5 separate regions of the Homo sapiens genome follow, and all the other regions are linked to region 3. A link is a loop called in an ENCODE intact Hi-C map of the cell type or tissue named here. Cell type or tissue: B cell. All regions are shown on one strand. Region 1 holds the start of FBXW5 (F-box and WD repeat domain containing 5). Region 2 holds the start of TRAF2 (TNF receptor associated factor 2). Region 3 holds the start of TMEM141 (transmembrane protein 141). Region 4 holds the start of PAXX (PAXX non-homologous end joining factor). Region 5 holds the start of EDF1 (endothelial differentiation related factor 1).

Region 1 (4,000 bases), 150 kb after region 3:
CCGTGCTGCGGCAGAGCTGGGTGGGGTGTGCAGGACACCTGGCCGTCCTCACCTTCACAGTGCAGTCCTTGGAGCAGGACGCGAACTGGTACCCGGAATGGGAGAAGCTGAGGTGCAGGACCTGGTCTGTGTGTTCCCGCAGCGTCTGCACCTCCACGCAGGGCACCGTGTCATACAGCCGCTGGAACTCCTCGTACCAGGACATGGCCGCTGCGGGTGGGCAGTTGTCAGTCCTGGGCCCGGGCCTTCCTCGCAGTCACGGCCATGAGCCGAGTGTGGCCCCAGCAGTCCTGGCAGGCCCCGTGGTGCCCCTGGAACCCACTAGTCATGGCATAGGCCTCGGCTGGGGGATTCAACCCTGTAGCTCACAGAGACCCCTGTACCCCCCACCCCCCAAGTGACCCAATGAACCCTCTGGCCTCCAAGCTCTGAGGGGCGCCTGCGCTGTGTCCTGACAGGCCTCTATCAGGGTGTGGGGGGGTGAGCATGGACACGCGGGGCCGCGGGGCGGGCCCCCAGCCAGGCTGACCCCCAAGCGCAGGGGCCCGGGGCCCTGGCTGCAGAACGTGGGTAGGGGCCCCACACGCCACTGACCTGGGTGTCGGGGCACGTCGCGGGCCACCTGGTAGTAGCGGTAGAACTGCTCCCTCCACAGGAACTCGTCCCGCGACACGGCCTGCCATTGGCGGCACACCAGCCCGGCGGCCAGCACGTCGGCCGGGCCCAGGCTCAGGAAGATCTGGTAGACCAGGCTGTCGGGGAGCAGGGGCGTGCCGCCCTCGTCCATCGTGACATTCTGCCCAGGCGGCCCTGAAACCCACCAACGGCTGCCCTCAGCCCAGGCCCGGGAAGGGAGGCCGAGAGCGGGCGTCCTGTTCCTCCAGCCCCAACCGTCCCGCCGGGAGTTCCACGGGGCTGCGTGTCTGCAGGGGACGCCCGGGTACCGCCGCCCAACCAAGGACCCGGCAGCTCCGGGCGGGCCGGGCCGGCCCCTCTCCGCCGCGTCATCCCCCGGCCTCCTGCGGCCGGCAGCGGGCGCCCCTCAGCCCGCCAGGGCCCGGACCGCCGCACGCGAGGCACGGGGACACCAGGCGCCGTCCGGGGACGGGCTTCCGCCGAGAGGAAGCTCGGGGCGGCCAGGCAGTGGCCTCCGCCCTGCGGCCCTGGAGCAGCTCTGCCCGGCGGGCTCGGGGCGGACGGCGGGGACGAGCGCACGGGCGGCCTCGGGGCTCCTGCACTCGCCCAAGGCGGGCGGGGACGACAAGGCGGGACCCCCGAGGGCCGCAGGCGCACTCACCACGGCCGCCTCCGCCCGCTGCGCCGCCCCCGCCCTGCGCGACCCGGACCCGCTTCCGCTGCCGCAGCCGCTCGGACCGCCGCCCCCGCCCAACGGGGAGCCCGCCAGGCCCGACGCCACGAGCCCCGAGGCATCGATGGCCGAGGAAGGCAGAGCGCGCGGGTAGCCCGCATCCGCCCCTCGTGCGCCTGCGCCTTGGGCTCCGGCGGCCTGGCCGGCTTTTCTTTGTGCGCCTGCGCGCACTCGGGCGCATTGGGAACAGCGCCCCTTGTGGCCAGCGGGCGGCGGTCGTGGGCGGGGTTGCAGGCGAGGCTCAACGAACGCTGGTTCGGGACCCGCCTCCGGCGCTCCCTGTTGCCGGGCCCTGAGCAAGTGGCTTCATGAACCCCGTGACGTTGGCCATGGAGATAAGACCACTGGGTGATGGTTTAAGGAAGATAACGTGTAAAGGGCTAAGGACTGTCGGTGGAAATCAGGGGTGCAGGAGAAATGGATAAACAGCCAGAGGTCAACTCGGACTTTGTACATAGGACATGGTGCCAGGGCCCTGCCAGGAAGTGCAGATCGAAGCTAGGCTCACGAGGAGGCTGGAGGTGGGGGGTGGGGAGGCAACGGATGGACATGGACTTCCTGGGCTGGGCTCTGTGACAGCAGAGTAGACTCTGTCCTGGGACTTGGTGGTGCTACCCTTGGCCTCCCACAGTCCTGCCACCCTGCTGCCGCCACCATGCTGCCCCCTGGGACTGCGACCCTCTTGACTCTGCTCCTGGCAGCTGGCTCGCTGGGCCAGAAGCCTCAGAGGCCACGCCGGCCCGCATCCCCCATCAGCACCATCCAGCCCAAGGCCAATTTTGATGCTCAGCAGGTAGAAGTTGGGGGGGGTAGAGGGAGGCAGGTAGAAGTTGTGGGAGGGGTAGAGGGAGACAGGTAGAAGTTGTTGCGGGGGAGAGGGAAGCAGGTGAAGTTGTGGGGGGTGTAGAGGGAAGCAGGTGAGGGGCCCTCCCACAGTGCCCTCGAGTTCTCCCATGGTCTGCCCCCAGTTTGCAGGGACCTGGCTCCTTGTGGCTGTGGGCTCCGCTTGCCGTTTCCTGCAGGAGCAGGGCCACCGGGCCGAGGCCACCACACTGCATGTGGCTCCCCAGGGCACAGCCATGGCTGTCAGTACCTTCCGAAAGCTGTGAGTCCCAGAGCAGCCCTGCACCCTAACCCCAACCCTCCTCTCAGCCCCCGGACTTCAGCCCTGCTCTGGCCCCTGACCCCACCCCGGCTGTGGCCTGGACTAGGATTCCTGGTTGGGGTCTCCCAGCCTGTGGTGCCTCCTCCCCGCCCCCCCAGGGATGGGATCTGCTGGCAGGTGCGCCAGCTCTATGGAGACACAGGGGTCCTCGGCCGCTTCCTGCTTCAAGGTGAGGCAGGGGCTGCAGGGCATGTGGGTGGGGGATGACGCAGCCACTGTGGCTCTCTGACATGGCTACTGTGGCTCTGCCCCAGCCCGAGACGCCCGAGGGGCTGTGCACGTGGTTGTCGCTGAGACCGACTACCAGAGTTTCGCTGTCCTGTACCTGGAGCGGGCGGGGCAGCTGTCAGTGAAGCTCTACGGTATGTGGGGGCCAGCCTCTGTGACCAGGCAGGCGCTCAAGCTCTGCACACTCACTGGGCCACCCCGAGGGGCTGGGTGAGCCCATGGGGACACACTTCCTTTCTCCCATCCTGATCCTCCTGCTAAGCAGGGGCCCAGGGAGTAGTGACAGACAGGCCTGGTGTGGGAGCAGGGAGAGGGCCCCGAGGGGGCAGGGGACACACAGACCCCGTTTCCAGAGCCCTCCACGCCGCCTGGTGCCAGGACCCCAGGAACCCTGTCTGCCCTGCAGCCCGCTCGCTCCCTGTGAGCGACTCGGTCCTGAGTGGGTTTGAGCAGCGGGTCCAGGAGGCCCACCTGACTGAGGACCAGATCTTCTACTTCCCCAAGTACGGTGAGTGTCCCCAGCAGGTCCCCAGCTCAGCCACCCCCACTCTCTGGGCTGATGTCCAGCCTGACCCCTGCCTTGGGCCCCCAGGCTTCTGCGAGGCTGCAGACCAGTTCCACGTCCTGGACGGTGAGTGCACAGCGGGGCAAGCATGGCGGCGTGGTGAGGGGGGCCACTGCCACCGGCTGAGTCTCGTCTCTGCTGCAGAAGTGAGGAGGTGAGGCCGGCACACAGCTCCAGTGCTGAGAAGTCAGTGCCCCGAGAGACGACCCCACCAGTGGGGTGCCCGCTGCCTGTCCTCCGTGAAACCAGCCTCAGATCAGGGCCCTGCCACCCAGGGCAGGGGATCTTCTGCCGGCTGCCCCAGAGGACAGTGGGTGGAGTGGTACCTACTTATTAAATGTCTCAGACCCCTCTCTGACTCTTCTGTCCACTCTGGACCGGCGCCAGTACCACCAAGGCCCTCTCTGCCCCCACCCCGCCTCTTTAAAAGCCCGGCGCTCCCTGTTGGCTGGAGTCCACGCAGTGGGCACTGGGCCGATTTCAGCGGCTCTTGGGATTTGGGAGGGGAGATCCTCTCTGGCATATGCCCATCTTGTGCCCTGCTGGGACCTGGGGGCGTCCAGCCTCACTCCAAGGCTGCTCTTGCCTGGGCCATTGTCCTGCAGCCCCCGGGCTGCTCTTCCGCCCCCGTGGGAGGCCAGCTGTCTCCCGTCACTGCCCATTTTGGCCTCTT
Region 2 (4,000 bases), 94 kb after region 3:
CAATCTCGGCTCACTGCAACCTACGCCTCCCGGGTTCAAGTGAATCTCCTGCCTACTCAGTCTCCTGAGTAGCTGTGAGTACAGGCGCGTACCACCATGCCCAGCTAATTTTTGTACTTTTAGTAGAGACAGGGTTTCAACATGTTGGCCAGAATGGTCTCGATCTCTTGACCTCATGATCTGCCCACCTCGGCCTCCCAAAGTGCTGGGGTGAGCCACCGCGCCCGGCCTTTTGTATTTTTTTAGTAGAGACGAGGTTTCACCATGTTGGCCAGTCTGGTCTCAAACTCCTGACCTCAGGTGATCTGCTCGCCTAGGCCTCCCAAAGTGCTGGGATTACAGGCATGAGCCGCCGTGCCTGGCTGTTTTTTCTTTTTTAAAAGAGACAGGGTCAGCCAGGCGCAGTGGCTCATGCCTGTAATCCTAGCACTTTGGGAGGCCGAGGCAGGCAATTGCCTGAGCTCAGGAGTTCGAGACCAGCCTGAGCAACACGGTGAAACCCCGTCTCTACTAAAATACAAAAAAAATTAGCCGGGCGTAGCGGTGTGCGCCGGTAGTCCCAGCTACTCCGGAGGCTTAGGCAGGAGAATTTCTTGAACCCGGGAGGCAGAGGTTGCAGTGAGCCGAGATCGCACCACTGCACTCCAGCCTGGGTGACAGAGCAAGACACCGTCTCAAAAAAGAAAAAAAAGAGACAGGGTCTCACTCTATAGCGCAGCCTGGAGTGCAGTGGTGCAACCACAGCTCACTGCAACCTCCACCTCCTGAGCTTCAGTCATCTTCCTGCCTCAGCCTTCCAAGCAGTTGGGACTACAGGTGTGCAGCACCACACCCAGCTAAATTTTTTTTCCTTTTTTTGGTAGAGATGGGGTTCCCCCATGCTGCCCATGCTGGTTTCGAACTCATGGGCTCAAGCGGTCCTCCTGCCTCAGCCTCCCAAAGTGCTGGGATTATAGGCATGAACTGCCACGTGAACCCTTTCTCATCCCGAGCTGGCTGCTGCAGACTCAGGACAGCTTTGAGCCTCCCAGGTGCAGCCAGGAGGAGACGCCTTCTTACGTTTGAGAGCTCAGTTAGTTCCTGGGCTTGAGCAACCTCACTGAGCCTGCAGGTGCGGACTTGGGACGTTTCCATGGCTGCTTGCAGCAAACTCAGGGGTGATGACGTTGATGGAATCCGATGGCTTCCTGAGTTCCATCTCAAGGCCTTGCTGTCCCAGGAATGTGGGTTTGGGGCGGAGGGGAATTCCAACTGCAAACCAAGTAACATATATGAAATGTGGCATTGGCGCCTGGGGACAGCGTGGCCTGTGTAAATTATGCAACTTCAAAGCCTGCCCTGTTTTGCAGTGTATTCCATCCTTGAGGAGTCCCGTGGTCTCAGGGTCTGAATGCTTGGAGGAGACTTACCTCCGTGAACGTTTCCTTCTCTGCAAAGCGGGGTGAAAGGTCTCCATTTCACCAAAGGCTGGATGGAGAGGGGGTGGTGTGTCCAGTGCTAGCCCGTGCACCGCCAGAGAGAACCTGCTGCAGCTCCCGTTCTCCTGGGCAGATGACAGTGCCGCCTCCCCCATGCAGCCCACAGGACTCCTAGGGCAGCCCCTGTTTTGGCCGCCAAGGCCACTGTTTTCATTTGAGTGTCTGGAGGCCATAGGTTGTGTTTTCACTTGAGGTCGGGAGTTCAAGACCAGCCTGGCCAACATGGTGAAACCTCGTCTCTATCAAAAATACAAACATTAGCCGGGCGTGATGGCGGGCGCCTGTAGTCCCAGCTACTCGGGAGGCTGAGGCAGGAGAATCGCTTGAACCCGGGAGGCGGAGGTTGCAGTGAGTCGAGATCGCGCCACTGAACTCCAGCCTGGGCGACAGAGTGAGCCTCCGTCTCAAAAAAAAAAATAAATAAAGTGCACAACCCAGTAGATTAGCACACCGGCCATGTCGGGCGGCCGTCACCACTGTCCGGTTGCAGAGCATTACCTCACCCCAAAAGGAGACCCCATAGCCTTAATACCTTACTTAAGTGTGCAGTATTCTTTTAGTCCTGTTTCTCATAAATGTTACCCAAATTGAGGCGCCGCTCTGCGCCCGGCACCGGGGGAGGCGGAGGGACCCGCAGGTGTCGGGTAGGTGCGGCCGCCCCGCCAGGGCCCCGCGTCCCGCGCGCGACGCGCGCCTCGTGGGAACCGGTGTCGCCCGGCTTGGGCTCCCGGCTCACCTCTCGGGTGTGCGGCAGGGGTCTCCGCCCCGGGGCCACGGGAGGGGAAGCAAGGGCCTCGCTGTCTCGCCGCACCTGGGGAAGGGACCCAATTAGCGCGGACCCCACAGCGCAGCACCTCACCAGCTCCCCGCACCAACGCCCCGGCGCGCTCTTTGAGGAAAAAGCAGAGGGCGACTTAGGTACCCACGCCGTCTCAGCGCCGACCAATCGGCGCACGCTGCGGCTCCTGCGGGCTCGCTGGTTGGCTCCGGCGTCAGTCCGTCAGGCGCGCTCGGAGCGGGGCGTATCTGGCCAATGGCTCTCGCTACAGCTTCCTGAGGGCTGGCTGGTTGGCTCCCATGTCCGTCCGTCAGGCGCACGCGGCGGAGCGGCGGCGGCGGCGGCGGCGTTGGGGGCGGTAGCTGGGCGGGCCCTTAGTTCCGGGCGCGCTGCGACCGTTGGGTGAGGCGAGCGCGGGGTCGGGTGCGGGGTCGGGCGCGGGCGCGGGGTCGGGTGCGGGGTCGGGCGCGGGGTCGGGCGCAGGCGCGGGCACCTCTCAGGGAGACTCCGGGCCGGAGCGGGAGCGGGGGCGGGAGAGGCCGCGGGGCGGGGGCGGGGCCAGCCCGAGGGGATTTCTCTGAGCCGCTGGGCCGGAAACCAAGTCCGAGCGTGGCTGGCGCGGGAAAGTTCGGGAACGCGCGCGGCCGTGCTCGGAGCAGCGCCAGGGCACGGTCCGGGGTTTTGCGCGGGGTCGCGGCTCCCAGTACCGCCTGAGGCCCGTGGGCGGCCCACCCGGCCCTGCCCCGTCCCGGGTCCGTCGCTCCCCCGCACCCTGTCGCCCCTCCACGCTCAGCTGTGGGCCCCTCGTGTCCCCGAAGCCCCGCACCCTCAGCCGGCTGCGTGCTCGGGAGGGTCAGGGGCGCCTCCGACCCCTGAGTTTGCCAGCGCCCCCCAGCCAGGGGTCGGGGAAGACCAGTGAGGCTGGGGGCGGAGCCGACTCTGCTGCCTTCCTGCCCAGTGGCTGGGGAGACCCAGGCTGAGCCTGGGTGAAAAGTCCCTCTGGCTGCTGGGAGGGTCGGGGGCAGCAAGGAGCCAGTGCGGGGATGGGCTGCGGTGGACCGGGCCGGGATCGGGGCCGGGGCCTGGTCCTGGCAGTAGCAGGGGATGTTTGTGGAAGGTAGAGCCGAGAAAAAGAGGAGTTGCAATGTCTGCAAGAATCTGGCGTGAGCAGCTGAAGGCTGGTGCTTCCTAGGCCAAGATGAAGGAGTCACAGCGCCCATGGCCTCTCGGGAGGCGGCCAGATGGGCAGCCTGGGGTCAGGGGAACGGTCAGGGCCAGAGCTGGGTATTTTGGAGTTGTCATTTTGAGGCCCCGAGGGCTGAGGGTCAGTGCAGAAGAGCACCAAGCCTCCACTCGGTGTAGGGCCGACAGGGGGTGGGGTGTCTGGCAGCCGGTGAAGACGGGGCTCGGAGGAGGAGGGAGTCTGGTCTGGGTCAAGTCAAGGGAAACTAGGACTGAGAACGGACCCTGCTCTGTGGCCACATGATTTTGAAGGGACGGAATTACTGCCCTGTAACTCAGTCTCTCTCCCTGTTAATAGCCCTAGTTTTTAATAAGAGGAACTGAATGTATTAATGGGTGGACACTTGTAAGGTTCAAGATCTCCTCTTCTACCACGCTTGCTTCTGATACTTTTGTATAAACAGTTGTTAAGAGTTTAGGTTGTTATCAAGCTTCTATTTGGTATTATTTTGAGCCTGAAAAAGATGGGGTTACATATAAAATTGTAATTTTATTTATTTAT
Region 3 (4,000 bases):
TTTTTTTTTTGAAACAGAGTCTCACTCTGTCGCCCAGGCTGGAGTGCAGTGGCACGATCTTGGCTCCCTGCAACCTCCACCTCCCAGGTTCAAGTGATTCTCCTGCCTCAGCCTCCCCAGTACCTGGGATTATAGGCACCTGCCACCACGCCCGGCTAATTTTTGTATTTTTAGTAGAGACGGGGTTTCACCATCTTGGCCAGGCTAGTATTTAACTCCTGACCTTGTGATCCACCTGCCTCGGCCTCCCAAGGTGCTGGGATTACAGGCGTAAGCCACCGCACCTGGCCAAGATTTCATCTTTTTACCTCATATTTCTTAGGAATTTAATGGTTATATGTTGTCTTTTTTCCCATGCCTTTTGGCTCAAGCAACACGTATATCAGTGTTGACTTTTTCTTTCTTTGATCTAGTTTAAAAAAAAAAACCACATAATAATTCTTTGAAGAAAGGAAGGGGTTAATTTTTTTCCCTAGCACTTTCTTGAAGATCAGGGACTTTATCGATGAAAAAGTAGTAAATAGTTATTTGTAACCTGTGTGAAGCAGCAGCCTGACTTGAAGTCCTCCGTTCTTGCTAATGGTTACACCAGTGAATACTAGTGGAATTGTTTGGGCTGATTTTAGTTTCTCTTAATCAAAATTACTAGATGATAGAATTCAAGAACTTGTACATGTTATTACTTGGTGTATCGATAATTATTTGAAAGTAAAGACTCTTTGTCATGCAAAACAAAAGGAGTTTGAGGCTCAGCTACTAAGCTGCTGGTTACAGAACCACTTTGCTAAACAGTGATTTTATACATCCCCACTCCGTGGTGGCTTATGAGAAATTCAATCCCTGATTGTAGTCCTCAAGCAAAATAACACTGACAATCATCAGGCCTCTGCAAGTGTGGGAATGAGGCCCGGCCGGGGGGAGGAGCGCACGCTCTCAGCCACGCCCCGCCCGGTGCCCGCCTTCGCCCCGCCCAGTCGTCGCCGGAGGTCACAGGGCCCAAGCTCCTAGAGGCGTGGCCAGGCCCCAGGCCCCACCCCTCTCCCCTGCGCTCTAGCAGGCTCGATCCATGCTCCGCCCCCAATCCAAGGCCCTGGCCCCTCCGCCTGCACCCGGCAGGACCCGCCTCTTAGAACCCGACACCTCCGCCTGCGCAGGCCCGCTCCCCGGTCCTGTCTCTCAGGCCCCGCCCCCAGGTCGCGTCTCCAAAGTCCCGTCTCTCAGGCCCCGCCCCCAGATCACGTCTCCCAGGTCCCGCCCCCTCCGCCTGCTGCCGCGCGGACCCGCCCTCAGGCGCCGTCTCCTAGGCCCCGCCCCCTCCGCCTGTTCCAGCGCGGGCCGGTCCCTAGGCCTCGCCCCCAGATCCGGGCCCTGCCCCTCCGTCCGTAACTGCGCAGGCCTGTCCTCTGGGCCACACCCCCAGGTTCCCGTCCCGCCCTTCCGCCTGCGCCTGCGCAGGCCCGCTCCCCGAGCCCTGCCAACCATGGTGAACTTGGGTCTGTCCCGGGTGGACGACGCCGTGGCTGCCAAGCACCCGGTGAGAAGGCCGGTCTGGGACGCGGGCCTCAAACCCCAGAAGCTGACCTGAGCGAGGCGGGGGGCCGGGGCGTGGGGGTGCCCTCGTCAGGGAAGAGTGGCGGAGGCTGGGGGCACTCTCTTGCTAAGGGGCTCAGGGCGTCCGGGTGGGCATAGGGGAGGTGGGACGTGTCCAAGCGCCCAGGGTCTCACTCCTCCACAGCCAGGGTGTGCCCAGAGGAGGGACAGGAGAGGCGGTGAAGGAAGAGGGCAGGGGATCGAGCCTTCACCCGCCTCTGCCACCCCAGGGACTCGGGGAGTATGCCGCATGCCAGTCACACGCCTTCATGAAGGGCGTTTTCACCTTCGTCACAGGTAGGCTGCGTCCAGGTGTCCTGCGGCTGGGAGAGAACGCACCCTCCCGCCCTGCCCTGACTCCCCAGCAGGGGGCGCCAAGTCACCTGCCCGCAGGTGCTGGGGGCCTGGCAAGGTGGGCCCTGGCTATCCCCGGGTACAGGTTGATGGGGACCTCGGCTCTTTGCAGGCACCGGCATGGCCTTTGGCTTGCAGATGTTCATTCAGAGGAAGTTTCCATACCCTTTGCAGTGGAGCCTCCTAGTGGCCGTGGGTGGGTACTCCAGGGCCCCTGCCTGGGCTCTTTGAGGGGTGGGTTTCTGCTAGGGTTGGGGCTGTGGTTCTGCGTCCCTGACTCTGACATGGAGCCCCAGGTCTCGGCGGGAGCCCCACCTGAGCCCACCCACCACGTCTGTCAGGAAGTAGCCTGTGCCCGGTTCTCTTAGCCTGGGAAGCACAGAGGCCCCAGCCCTCTTCCATTTCCTGCTCCACAGTTGCAGGCTCTGTGGTCAGCTACGGGGTGACGAGAGTGGAGTCGGAGAAATGCAACAACCTCTGGCTCTTCCTGGAGACCGGGCAGCTCCCCAAAGACAGGAGCACAGGTGAGAGAGCCTGGGGGTTAGCGAGAAGTGAATGCCACCTCTCCAGCACCCAGAGTTTTGGGCAGCCAAGCCTGGGTGCACCATGCGATAGGCTAGACAAGGTCCCTCCCTCTGGCCCGGCCTCCTCAGCATGTGACTGCCAGATGGGTTGGAGCTGGGGGTGGGCGCAGTAGACAGATCTTGGAGAGCTCCCTTTGAGGAGAAAGAACCAAGAGGGGCTGGGGTGCCCCTGAGATTGAGAGGAAGGGTGCAGAGTGAAGGGTGTGGCAAGGCCACAGCAGCCACGTGGGCACCCGAGAGGAGTGAGGCTGGACTGAGAAGCCCCGCATTGGACCCAGGCCTGGCCTCCACTGCCCGTTGTCCTTGTTACGGAACCCAGTTTCTGCCATGATAAAATGGGCACAGGGATGCCCAGCCACGATGGATGTGGTTCGAGCTTGTCTCTCTTTGCCTTTTACAGATCAGAGAAGCTAGGAGAGCTCCAGCAGGGGCACAGAGGATTGGGGGCAGGAGGAGTCTGGAACACAGCCTTCATGCCCCCTGACCCCAGGCCGACCCTCCCCACACCCTAGGGTACCCCAGTCGTATCCTCTGTCCGCATGTGTGGCCAGGCCTGACAAACACCTGCAGATGGCTGCTGCCCCAACCTGGGACCTGCCCAGGAGGTTGGAGCAGAAAGGGCTCTCCCTGGGGTGGTGTTTCTCCTCTAGGGTATTGGGATGCATGTTCTGCACTGCCAGCAGAGAGGGTGTGTCTGGGGGCCACCACCTATGGGACACGGGGTCGAAGGGGCCTGTACACTCTGTCATTTCCTTTCTAGCCCCTGCATCTCCAACAAGTCCAAGGTGACAGCTGGTGCTAGGGGCGTGGGGTTAATAAATGGCTTATCCTTCTCTCCACCCAAGTTTCCACCTGACCAGGTGAAAAACAAATCAGAAGGGTAAGATGATGACAGGTCACATGAAACCTTTATTACCCTACAGTTGATATATGAGGATCACATGCAAGTTACATACTGAGGATGTACAGGGAAGTTCCCAGCGCTGAACCCCAGAATTAGACGTTCGCATCAGCCCCGTAGGCCACGTGACACCACCACAGCCTCTCTGTATGGGGGTCTGCCTCTGTAGCACTTGGCATGTAGGGGCAGAGCAAAAGGGGCCAGGCTGGCCAGAGCCTGGCTGCTGGGAGAGGAGGGACTTGTGGGCCACGCCCACCTGCCTATCATTCCCCACTCATCTATTAGCCAAAGTCACTCCCCAGAGGCAGAGCTAGCCCGTTGTAGCCGTGTCTGTGTGGAGGGAAAGCTTCTGAGTGGGCAAGCCTACACACAGCCCCGAGCCCCAAGAGGAGGAAGAGGTGGAGACCAGACGGAACCTCCACAAGTCCATCATGGTTACAGCTGGCTTCCCCGCAGCACCGAAGACCCACAGCATGGGCCCTGCTGCCCCCGACCCAGCTCAGCTGCCACGCCTCACCTTGCCAGGCACTGGAAAGAAAGTTTATTGAGTACCTACTGGGCCTTCAGAGTG
Region 4 (4,000 bases), 200 kb after region 3:
CTGCAGAGTGACAGGTTACCCCAAATGCAGCTGCTTAACCAGCAGGCATGCATTATCTCCCAGTGTCAGCCAGGCAGGACTCTGGGCCTTTGACACAAAGTTTCAGGAGGCTGTGGTCAAGCTGCCGGCCGATGATGTGGTCTCATGGGAAGGCTCAGCTGGGGCGTCAGCTTCCCGGTTCCCTTGCTGGCCATGGTCATCCCCTTAGGGCTGCCTCATGTCACACCCAGCAATTCAAGAGCAATTTTGTCCTATTCTAGTTGCCAGAAGCAAGTCATTAATAAAGTCCAGCCCAAGGGGAGGGGAGTGCAGAAAAGTCTAAACCCAGGAGGGTATAACAGGGAGCTAGCTGCCAGAATAAAGCAAGCCAAAGTGTACTTTCTACAGTGAGAAGTGTGAAAAATAGGGAAATGACAGGAGAGAGGGATGTGAGAGCTGGGCAGCATGCTGCAATGTCAGAACAACACCAGGGAAGGTCTCACTAAAGTGACTTTTGAGTAAAGACCTGAAGGAAGCATGTGAGTCTGGGGAAAGGATGTGCCAGGCAGAAACAGCAGCATGTGCAGAGGCCCAGGGGGCAGGAGCCAGGACTGGGAGTGAACTGGGAAGCAGGAGGAGGTGAGGCAGGCTTGCTGTGGGAGCACTCCGATATGGAAGCGTAGCTTACAGACCCACTGGCCCTCCCCACAGCACCATGCTGCCAACCTGGCCTTCTTGCCGAGCCTTGAACAGAACCATTATTTATGTGGCCAGGCCTCCGCCTGGGATCTCCCTGTCCCTGGTGGGAGCCATCCTCTTCCTCCTGCCCTCATAGCACCCGCTGCAGTTTCTCCTGGCGCTTGGCCCTGCCTGAGAGTGTGGTGTCTCTCCTATTGGATCCTAGAAGCTCCAGGGAGTCAGAGACCTTGTCTGTTGATCGATATCCAGGCCTAGGACAACAGGCACGTAGGAGGAGCTGGAGGAATACCATGCGCGGGACAGAGAGCGCAGAAGCCTTCTTCCCTGGAGATCGCTCTGTACTGTGACTTCTTTTTTTGTTTGTTTGAGACAGAGTCTCGCTCTGTTGCCCAGGCTGGAATGCAGTGGCGCGATCTCGGCTCACTGCAACCTCCACCTCCCTGGTTCAAGCAATTCCCCTGCCTCACAGGCGTGCGCCACCACACCTGGCTAATTTTTTTGTATTTTTAGTAGAGACGGGGTTTCACCATGTTGGCCAGACTGGTCTCGAACTCCTGACCTCAGGCAATCTGCCCGCCTCGGCCTCCCAAAGTGCTGGGATTACAGGCGTGAGTCACCTTGCCGGACCAACCGTAACTTCTTACGATTAGAGTTAGGAAGCTTCCGGTTTGTGTGTGAAGACGATGGAAGGGCGGGGCTCCAGGATGTATCCGCAGAGCCACGGAGGGAACCTGGACTCGGCTGGACTTGGAGCCGGGGCGGGGGCGGGAGGGGGCGAGGTTCGAGTGGGGCTGCTCGCGGGCGCGAGGGCCAGAGCCCGGGATCGCGCCGTGGAGCCCACGACCGGCGAGGCCAGCGCTGGGGGCAGGGCCTCTGGATCCCTGACCCAGGACGCCCTGCTCCGGCCCGCCCCGCGCACTAAACTCGGCCTCTAGTCGCCTGAAGCCCGCGCGGGTACCGGGTCCGCGCGGCCCGGCCTGTGCCTTTAGCCCCGCCCCGAATCCCCCCACCCTCATAACCCCGCCCCTAACCCCGCCTCCACACACAGACCCCGCCCCCAACCAGACTCCGCCCCGCGCAAGCTCCCTAAGCCCGCGACTGGCCTGCACCCGGCTCCGGAAGTCGTTCTTCCGCGCAGGAGCCCTGAGCCCGCACAGCCCCGCCCCTCCCGGCGCCCAAGCCCCGCCCCGCCGGGTTCCCGCTCGCCCGGCGCCATGGATCCGCTGTCGCCGCCGCTCTGCACGCTGCCGCCGGGCCCCGAGCCGCCCCGCTTCGTGTGCTACTGCGAAGGGGAGGAAAGCGGGGAGGGGGACCGCGGCGGCTTCAACCTCTAGTGAGTGGGGGTCCGCGGGGAGGTAGGGGTGCAGGGAGCTCCGCGGGCGGCCCCGCCTGACAGGCCTTCTCCCCCAGCGTGACCGACGCCGCGGAGCTTTGGAGCACCTGCTTCACGCCGGACAGCCTGGCGGCCCTCGTGGGTAACTGGGCGGGTCTGGGAGCCGCCACACCCCTCCTTGCAGTGCAGATCGTCTATGGGGCGACAGACATCTGGGATTCCCCAGAAGGCTCTGACACCCTCTGCCCGCCCTGTAGCTGTAGTCCTCCCATTGGCTAGGGCTCTGGGGTCGGGCAGGTTTCGGGTGCCCCCAGTGGGCCTCGGGTTCCAGGCAGCTCGTGACAAGCCCCTGTGCTCTCTAGAAAGCCCGTTTTGGCCTGAGTGCGGCTGAGGACATCACCCCCCGGTTCAGGTGAGACCCAAGCAGGGAGGAAGGACGGGTGGGGAGGAGGAGGGTCTGCCACAGCTCTCCGCACCTCTCCTCTCCCAGGGCAGCCTGTGAGCAGCAAGCTGTGGCTCTGACTCTGCAGGAGGACAGAGCATCCCTGACGCTTTCAGGGGGGCCCTCGGCACTGGCCTTTGACCTCTCCAAGGTACCAGGCCCAGAGGCAGCCCCCAGGCTGCGGGCGCTGACACTGGGCCTGGCAAAACGCGTGTGGAGCCTGGAGCGGCGACTGGCAGGTAGGATTGGGGGTGGGCACCTCATACCTTCACTGGGGTCCCCTGCTCTTGCCCCCACTCCTGGCACTGAGTGGGGTTCCCATGGGCTTTCCTCCCCAGCTGCAGAAGAGACAGCTGTCAGCCCGAGGAAGAGCCCCCGGCCTGCAGGGCCTCAGCTCTTCTTACCAGGTAAGGCATGTCCGCCTGTGACTCAAGTAGGGCTGTGCTCTTTAACCTGGAACTCAGTTTCCCCCCAAACAAGACTCACGCTCCAGAGAGAATGCCTATCTATTCGGAGAAGGTTGTGGTTGGGATGCTGCCAGGTTCAGGAGCTGCCCCTGTCCTGTTTTCCCCCAGACCCAGATCCCCAGAGAGGTGGCCCTGGACCTGGAGTCAGGAGGCGGTGTCCAGGAGAGTCGCTCATCAACCCCGGGTTCAAGAGGTACCCTCCCACAGCCCCCTTCCTGCGCCCAGGGTCCAATCCTGGACCCCACCCCTTTCTCCACACCATAGTGCCATAGTGACACCCCTCTTCCCTCCCAGTAAGAAACCAGCTGGTGGCGTGGACTTCGATGAGACCTGAAGGTGCAGCACAAGCGTGGCCCCGCGGGGAGTCCGCCTATGAGGGGAGAGGCAGTCTTTGAGGCCCCCATCAGAGACCCCCCGCCACCACCTCCACCTGCCTGTCCTGGGCCAGGACTAACACGGCTCCTCAAATTCCTTCCCTGTCAAATAAACAGCTCCCTTGGTTGGAGGCTCTGGTGGGGCTCTGACTCCTGGCACTGGCCTGGGAAGGGATCAGGGAACACCCCTGGGCCTGTGTTCTGGGTGTAGGGCCACAGGATGTGAACAGATGCTGCAGCCTCTCAGCTCCCTGGAGACTTCCTTGCTGGGCCGGAGGGAGGTGAGCACTCTCAGACCGTCCAGCTATTCCAGCCCTGCCAGCCCAGGAGCTGAGAGGGGCCCAGCCAGGCAGGGCCAGGGCTCCCCAAGGCTTAGAACTTTGTTCCCACCCTCCCAGGCCGCACCCAGGTAGGGCACGGAGCCCCGTGGGAGGATGCAGACAGAAGTCCCGTGTAGACCCTGAGACACTGGAAGTGCCCTGCGGGGAGGGGAGCGCCTGCCCCGGGACAGGATTGAGGAATGTGCCAGCCCCCATCCACCTGGGGCACCCCGCCCCACCCCGGCCTGACTGGTTTGGGAGCCCAGTCCGGTCCTGGAGATCCCTGAGGCCACCGGTTGCAGGAGGCCTGGAGTCTGCGCCTTCTTAGCGTGGAGGATGGGACCGGCCCGACCCCCGGCGCTCCTGCCCCTGTGGTTCTGGGCTAT
Region 5 (4,000 bases), 75 kb after region 3:
TTGAGACAGAGTCTCACTCTGTTGCCCAGGCTGGAATGCAGTGACACGATCTCGGCTCACTGCAACCTTCGCCCTCCGAGTTCAAGCAATTCTCCTGCCTCAGCCTCCCGAGTAGCTGGGATTACAGGCTCCTGCCACCGTGCCTGGCTAATTTTTTGTATTTTTAGTAGAGACGGGGTTTCACCATCTTGGCCAGGCTGGTCTTGAACTCCTGACCTCATGATCCACCTGCCTTGGCCTCCCAGAGTGCTGGGATTACAGGCGTGAGCCACCGCGCCCGGCCAACATTTCTACCACTTCAGAGGAGTGACTTGTGGAGCATCCTAAGTGTGATCTGCTCACAGATGCTGCCACGCAATTATTCCCATGACTCCTAGCTTGTGGCCATTAAGTTTCCTTTAAAAGAAAAGGAGAGTGAATTTGGTTTTGACTGTGCAACCAGTAAGGGTAGGGCAGACCAATGAATCCCTGTCACCAGAGCCCCAGCGCATCCTGGCCCAACTGGCCTCAAAGGCTTCAGCCCTAGGCCACCTGAGGGTACGAATGAGGCAGAGGCGGTGACTAAACTGTCCTCCCTATTACATCAGACTCACAACTGACCCTCGGATCCATCAGCCACATTGGTAATCTCCTTCCACAAGTACTGTTCAGGGCACGCCCATCTTCCACCTGTGCAACAGGGTCCACCTGCTCATGGGGTCCCCTGAAGCAGGCACTCTCTACAGCCTGTGATGCACCCAGGCAGGCTCCCTGGGCAGTATCTGACCAGCGGAGACCAGTAGAACCAAGCAGGTCCCAGGCAGAGAGAAAACTCTCAGGGAGGAGCCTACCCCCTGTCCCCAGCTCCCACTCAGGTCACTAACCTCTGCCCCGTCACCCAGTCTCCCGCCCCAGGCCCTCAACTGCTGTCCAATGGCCCCCAGCCCTATCCCAACCCCAATTCCCCACCTTCATCGCTGGTTCCTGCTGCTTGCCCCAGTCCCCACCCCTGTCCTAAGCCCTGTACCCCACTCTACCCTGTTCTTCCAAGCCCTGTCCCCATCTCCATCCCTGCCCCCGTTCCCAGTGCCCACCCTGGTTCTCTGTCCCCTATCCTCACACAAGGCCCCCAGCCTTGTCCCCGTCCCCGTCCCCACCTCCTGCCTCTGTCCTCACACCTGTCCCCACCAACAGTCCCTGCCCCTATCCCCTCCCCGCCCCACCCTGGCACTGGTCCCGGCCCTATCGCCTGCCCCTTGCCCCGTCCGGTTCCCTGCTCCTCTCCTCCTCCAGTCGCCCGCCCCCTGCCTCCTGGGTCCGTCCATCCCCTCCTGGGTCCGCCCCCCACCTTCCCACCCCTGTCCTGGCCCGGTCCTCCTACCCCTGCGATTCGCCCCGCCCTTCGAACCCCGTCCTGCCCCCGGCACCCCAGCCTTGTCCCCGTCCCCTGCGCCCTGTCCCAGGCCCCGCCTGCCCTTCCCCGAGCCCCCTGCCCCACGGTCCGTGGCCCCGGCCCAGCGTCCGCCCCGCCCGGCCCGGCCGCTCCTCAGTCAGCAAAGCACCTGCTTGGATTTGGCCTGGGCGGCCGTAGGGCCCTTCTTGCGCAGCACCGTCACCGTGTCCCAGTCGCTCTCGGCCATGGCGGGCGAAGACGAGCGTCCGTCCGGCGGCTCAGCGGCAGCTGCTAGAGACCTGGCGCGGCGACGCTACGTCCCCTCGGCACCTCCCCGCTTTCGGCGTCCCATTGGCTGGCTGCACGCGGGGGGCGGGCACTTCCCGTGCTCGGGGCCATTCGGCGTTCGGCTCGTCTGAGGGACGTCGTGGCCGGGCGCCGGCGACGTAGGGAAGGCGACGTCGGGGCCTGGCCTGGCCTGGCGAGGCGCGGTAGCCGCTGGGGCTGCAGGTCGGGAGGACCCCGGAGCCCGGGCCCCGCGGCCTCCGAGCACACGCGGGCGGCGGCTGCGCCCCGACGCGCAGCCCCCGTGCCTCCCCGGGCCCCGCACCCCGGCCGGGCCACGCGGGCGGAGGGGGCGCGGGGTCTCCGCTCTAGCCGTGCGGCCGCCCCCCTTTGTTTTGCCGCCTGCGCGGCTGGGACCTGCGCTCGAGGACCAGGGCCGTGGGGCCCGAAACGCAGCGTGGGGTGGGACACTTTTTTTTTTTTAACTTTTATTTTTTGAGATGGAGTCTTGCTCTATCGCCCAGGCTGGGTGCCGTGGCGCGATCTCGGCTCACTCCGTCTCCCGGGTTCATGCCATTCTCCTGCCTCAGCCTCCCGAGTACCTGGGACTACAGGCGCCAGCCACCACGCCCGGCTAATTTATTTATTTTATTTTATTTTATTTTTAGTAGAGACGGGCCAGGATGGTCTCGATCTCCTGATCTCGTGATCCGCAGGTGGGACTCTTTAAGAAAAAGAACGCAAGCCGGGCACGGTGGTTCACGCCTGTAGTCCCAGAACTTTGGGAGGCCGAGGCGGGCGTATCACCTGAGGTCGGGAGTTCGAGACCAGCCTGACCAACATGGAGAAACCCCGTCTCTACTAAAAATACAAAATTAGCCGGACGTGGTGGCGGGCACCTGTAATCTCAGCTACTCGGGGAGGCTGAGGCAGAAGAATCAGTTGAACCCGGGAGGCGGAGGTTGCGGTGAGCCGAGATCGCGCTATTGCACTCCAGCCTGGGCAACAAGAATGAAACTGCGTTTCAAAAAAAAAGAAAAAGAATGGAAAACTGTGAAAACATCGGTTGCAAAAATGAATGGTTTTGCATGATGTTTATTTTCTGTAATGTATAAAGTGTATATGTTATATGACAATAATTCTGTAATACCCTATTTTCCAGCCGTTTTGTATAATGAGAAAGGTCATTATACATTATCATTGAACAACTTTTTTAGGATTTTTATTTTTATAGACAGGGTCTCACTCTGTGGCCCACGCTGGAGCACAACATTGAGATCTCAGCTCACTGCAGCCTCGACGTCCTGCGCTCAAGCGATGGGACTATAGGCGCGGCCCCCACGCCTGGCTAATTTTTGTATTTTGTGGGGTAGAGATGGGGTCTCCGTGCCGCCCTGGCTCGTCGGTCTGGAACTCCTGAGCTCGCGTGATCCTCCCGCCTCGGCCTCCCAAAGCCTGGGATTACAGGCTTGAGCCACCGCAGGCCCTAATCATAGTATTGACTTCCGGGCTTTGAATAGATGCTCCACAAACAAGGAACCTGATAAATGCAGTCTCCATCCAAAAAGAAAACATACATAAATGCTGTATTAAATTGGAAATGCTGCATTAGCAAATGCACTCCGCGGAGGAGACAACTGTAATTCTAACCAGGCAGTGGGAAGTTGAGTCTTCTGCTTACCGTTTTTCACACCGGATGATTGGAAGAACCTTGGGGACACACTGATGGCTCCGTCCATACAAACCTTGCTTCTCTGTTTCCCGCCGACTTCCAGCACCAAGCTCCGTTCGGCTAAGGACTCAACAGCCTCAGCCGGCCAGCAAGGATGTGCTTCCACTGAATGAAAATAATCTCTTGTGGCCGGGCGCAGTGGCTCACTTCTGTAATCCCAGCACTTTGGAAGGCCGAGGCGGATGGATCACGAGGTTGAGAGATCGAGATCATCCTGGCCAACACGGTGAAACCCTGTCTCTATTAAAAATACAAAAATCAGCTGGGCATGGTGGTGCGTGCCTGTAGTCCCAGCTACTCAGGAGGCTGAGGCAGGAGAATTGCTTGAACCGGGAGGCGGAGGTTGCAGTGAGTCGACGACACCGCACCATTGCACTCCAGCCTAGGGACAGAGCAAGACTCTGCTGTCTCAGAAAAACAAAAAAAAGAAAGAAAGAAAAAGAAAATATCCCATAAACTCTGACTGGATGTATCTCCACTCAAGTCCCCCTTTGTTGTGTGCCAAAAATGCTTATCGTCACTCCAGTGCCACCAGCCCCCAGGAAGATTGTGATGAAGGTGGAGTTGGCCTGGAAAGAGGCAGCCTTGTTAACACTGCAGTTCAGGCCTCC

Evidence for each region. A loop is a pair of places that touch in the nucleus more often than their neighbours do. Peaks named below come from ENCODE experiments on the same cell type or tissue, not always from the same donor. Only the 100,000 strongest peaks of a DNase experiment are listed, where the experiment ranks them.
Region 1: it touches region 3 in a loop (11-fold over the local background); 54 of 110 quality-filtered maps call a loop at or near these places.
Region 2: a loop joins it to region 3, with 15 times the contacts of the local background. A loop is called at or near these places in 16 of 110 quality-filtered maps.
Region 4: a loop joins it to region 3, with 9 times the contacts of the local background. A loop is called at or near these places in 11 of 110 quality-filtered maps.
Region 5: it touches region 3 in a loop (13-fold over the local background); 5 of 110 quality-filtered maps call a loop at or near these places.

Annotation. Positions count from the first base shown.
Region 1 is chr9:136,943,297-136,947,296 of GRCh38, forward strand. It overlaps FBXW5 (F-box and WD repeat domain containing 5), which reads right to left and starts at 1,442. Exons shown (of 9, transcript NM_018998.4): 1 at 1,298-1,442; 2 at 595-810; 3 at 53-210. The coding sequence starts at 787. C8G (complement C8 gamma chain) reads left to right here and starts at 1,947. Exons shown (of 7, transcript NM_000606.3): 1 at 1,947-2,162; 2 at 2,338-2,474; 3 at 2,633-2,703; 4 at 2,789-2,896; 5 at 3,169-3,270; 6 at 3,355-3,393; 7 at 3,472-3,679. The coding sequence starts at 2,025. The coding sequence ends at 3,485. RefSeq lists an enhancer at 1-620 and silencers at 456-525, 906-1,485. In B cell, CTCF peaks have their summits at 1,572 (motif pointing right) and 1,772; DNase peaks (open chromatin) are centred at 1,495, 2,455 and 2,820; H3K4me3 peaks cover 1,387 bases; H3K27ac peaks cover 828 bases.
Region 2 is chr9:136,883,884-136,887,883 of GRCh38, forward strand. It overlaps TRAF2 (TNF receptor associated factor 2), which reads left to right and starts at 2,633. Exons shown (of 11, transcript NM_021138.4): 1 at 2,633-2,658. MIR4479 (microRNA 4479) reads left to right here and starts at 2,850; the gene lies at 2,850-2,920. LOC105376326 (a long non-coding RNA gene) reads right to left here and starts at 2,371. Exons shown (of 3, transcript XR_930448.2): 1 at 2,215-2,371; 2 at 1,410-1,467; 3 at 897-1,251. RefSeq lists silencers at 2,058-2,187, 2,408-3,217 and enhancers at 2,594-3,329, 3,330-4,000. In B cell, no CTCF peak of the experiment used is centred here; a DNase peak (open chromatin) is centred at 2,488; H3K4me3 peaks cover 2,124 bases; H3K27ac peaks cover 2,124 bases.
Region 3 is chr9:136,789,891-136,793,890 of GRCh38, forward strand. TMEM141 (transmembrane protein 141) reads left to right here and starts at 1,454. Exons shown (of 5, transcript NM_032928.4): 1 at 1,454-1,534; 2 at 1,821-1,887; 3 at 2,057-2,140; 4 at 2,361-2,468; 5 at 2,929-3,427. The coding sequence starts at 1,481. The coding sequence ends at 2,942. RefSeq lists a silencer at 841-1,880. In B cell, CTCF peaks have their summits at 2,063 and 2,264; DNase peaks (open chromatin) are centred at 1,131, 1,931, 3,201 and 3,611; H3K4me3 peaks cover 1,836 bases; H3K27ac peaks cover 2,337 bases.
Region 4 is chr9:136,990,552-136,994,551 of GRCh38, forward strand. PAXX (PAXX non-homologous end joining factor) reads left to right here and starts at 1,871. Exons shown (of 7, transcript NM_183241.3): 1 at 1,871-2,011; 2 at 2,089-2,149; 3 at 2,374-2,423; 4 at 2,502-2,692; 5 at 2,792-2,860; 6 at 3,029-3,113; 7 at 3,215-3,425. The coding sequence starts at 1,893. The coding sequence ends at 3,254. RefSeq lists silencers at 1,427-1,716, 1,727-2,106 and an enhancer at 2,064-2,606. In B cell, no CTCF peak of the experiment used is centred here; DNase peaks (open chromatin) are centred at 1,850 and 2,150; H3K4me3 peaks cover 1,943 bases; H3K27ac peaks cover 2,402 bases.
Region 5 is chr9:136,864,640-136,868,639 of GRCh38, forward strand. It overlaps EDF1 (endothelial differentiation related factor 1), which reads right to left and starts at 1,669. Exons shown (of 5, transcript NM_003792.4): 1 at 1,542-1,669. The coding sequence starts at 1,619. RefSeq lists silencers at 1,371-1,560, 1,661-1,970. In B cell, no CTCF peak of the experiment used is centred here; DNase peaks (open chromatin) are centred at 902 and 1,752; H3K4me3 peaks cover 1,919 bases; H3K27ac peaks cover 1,712 bases.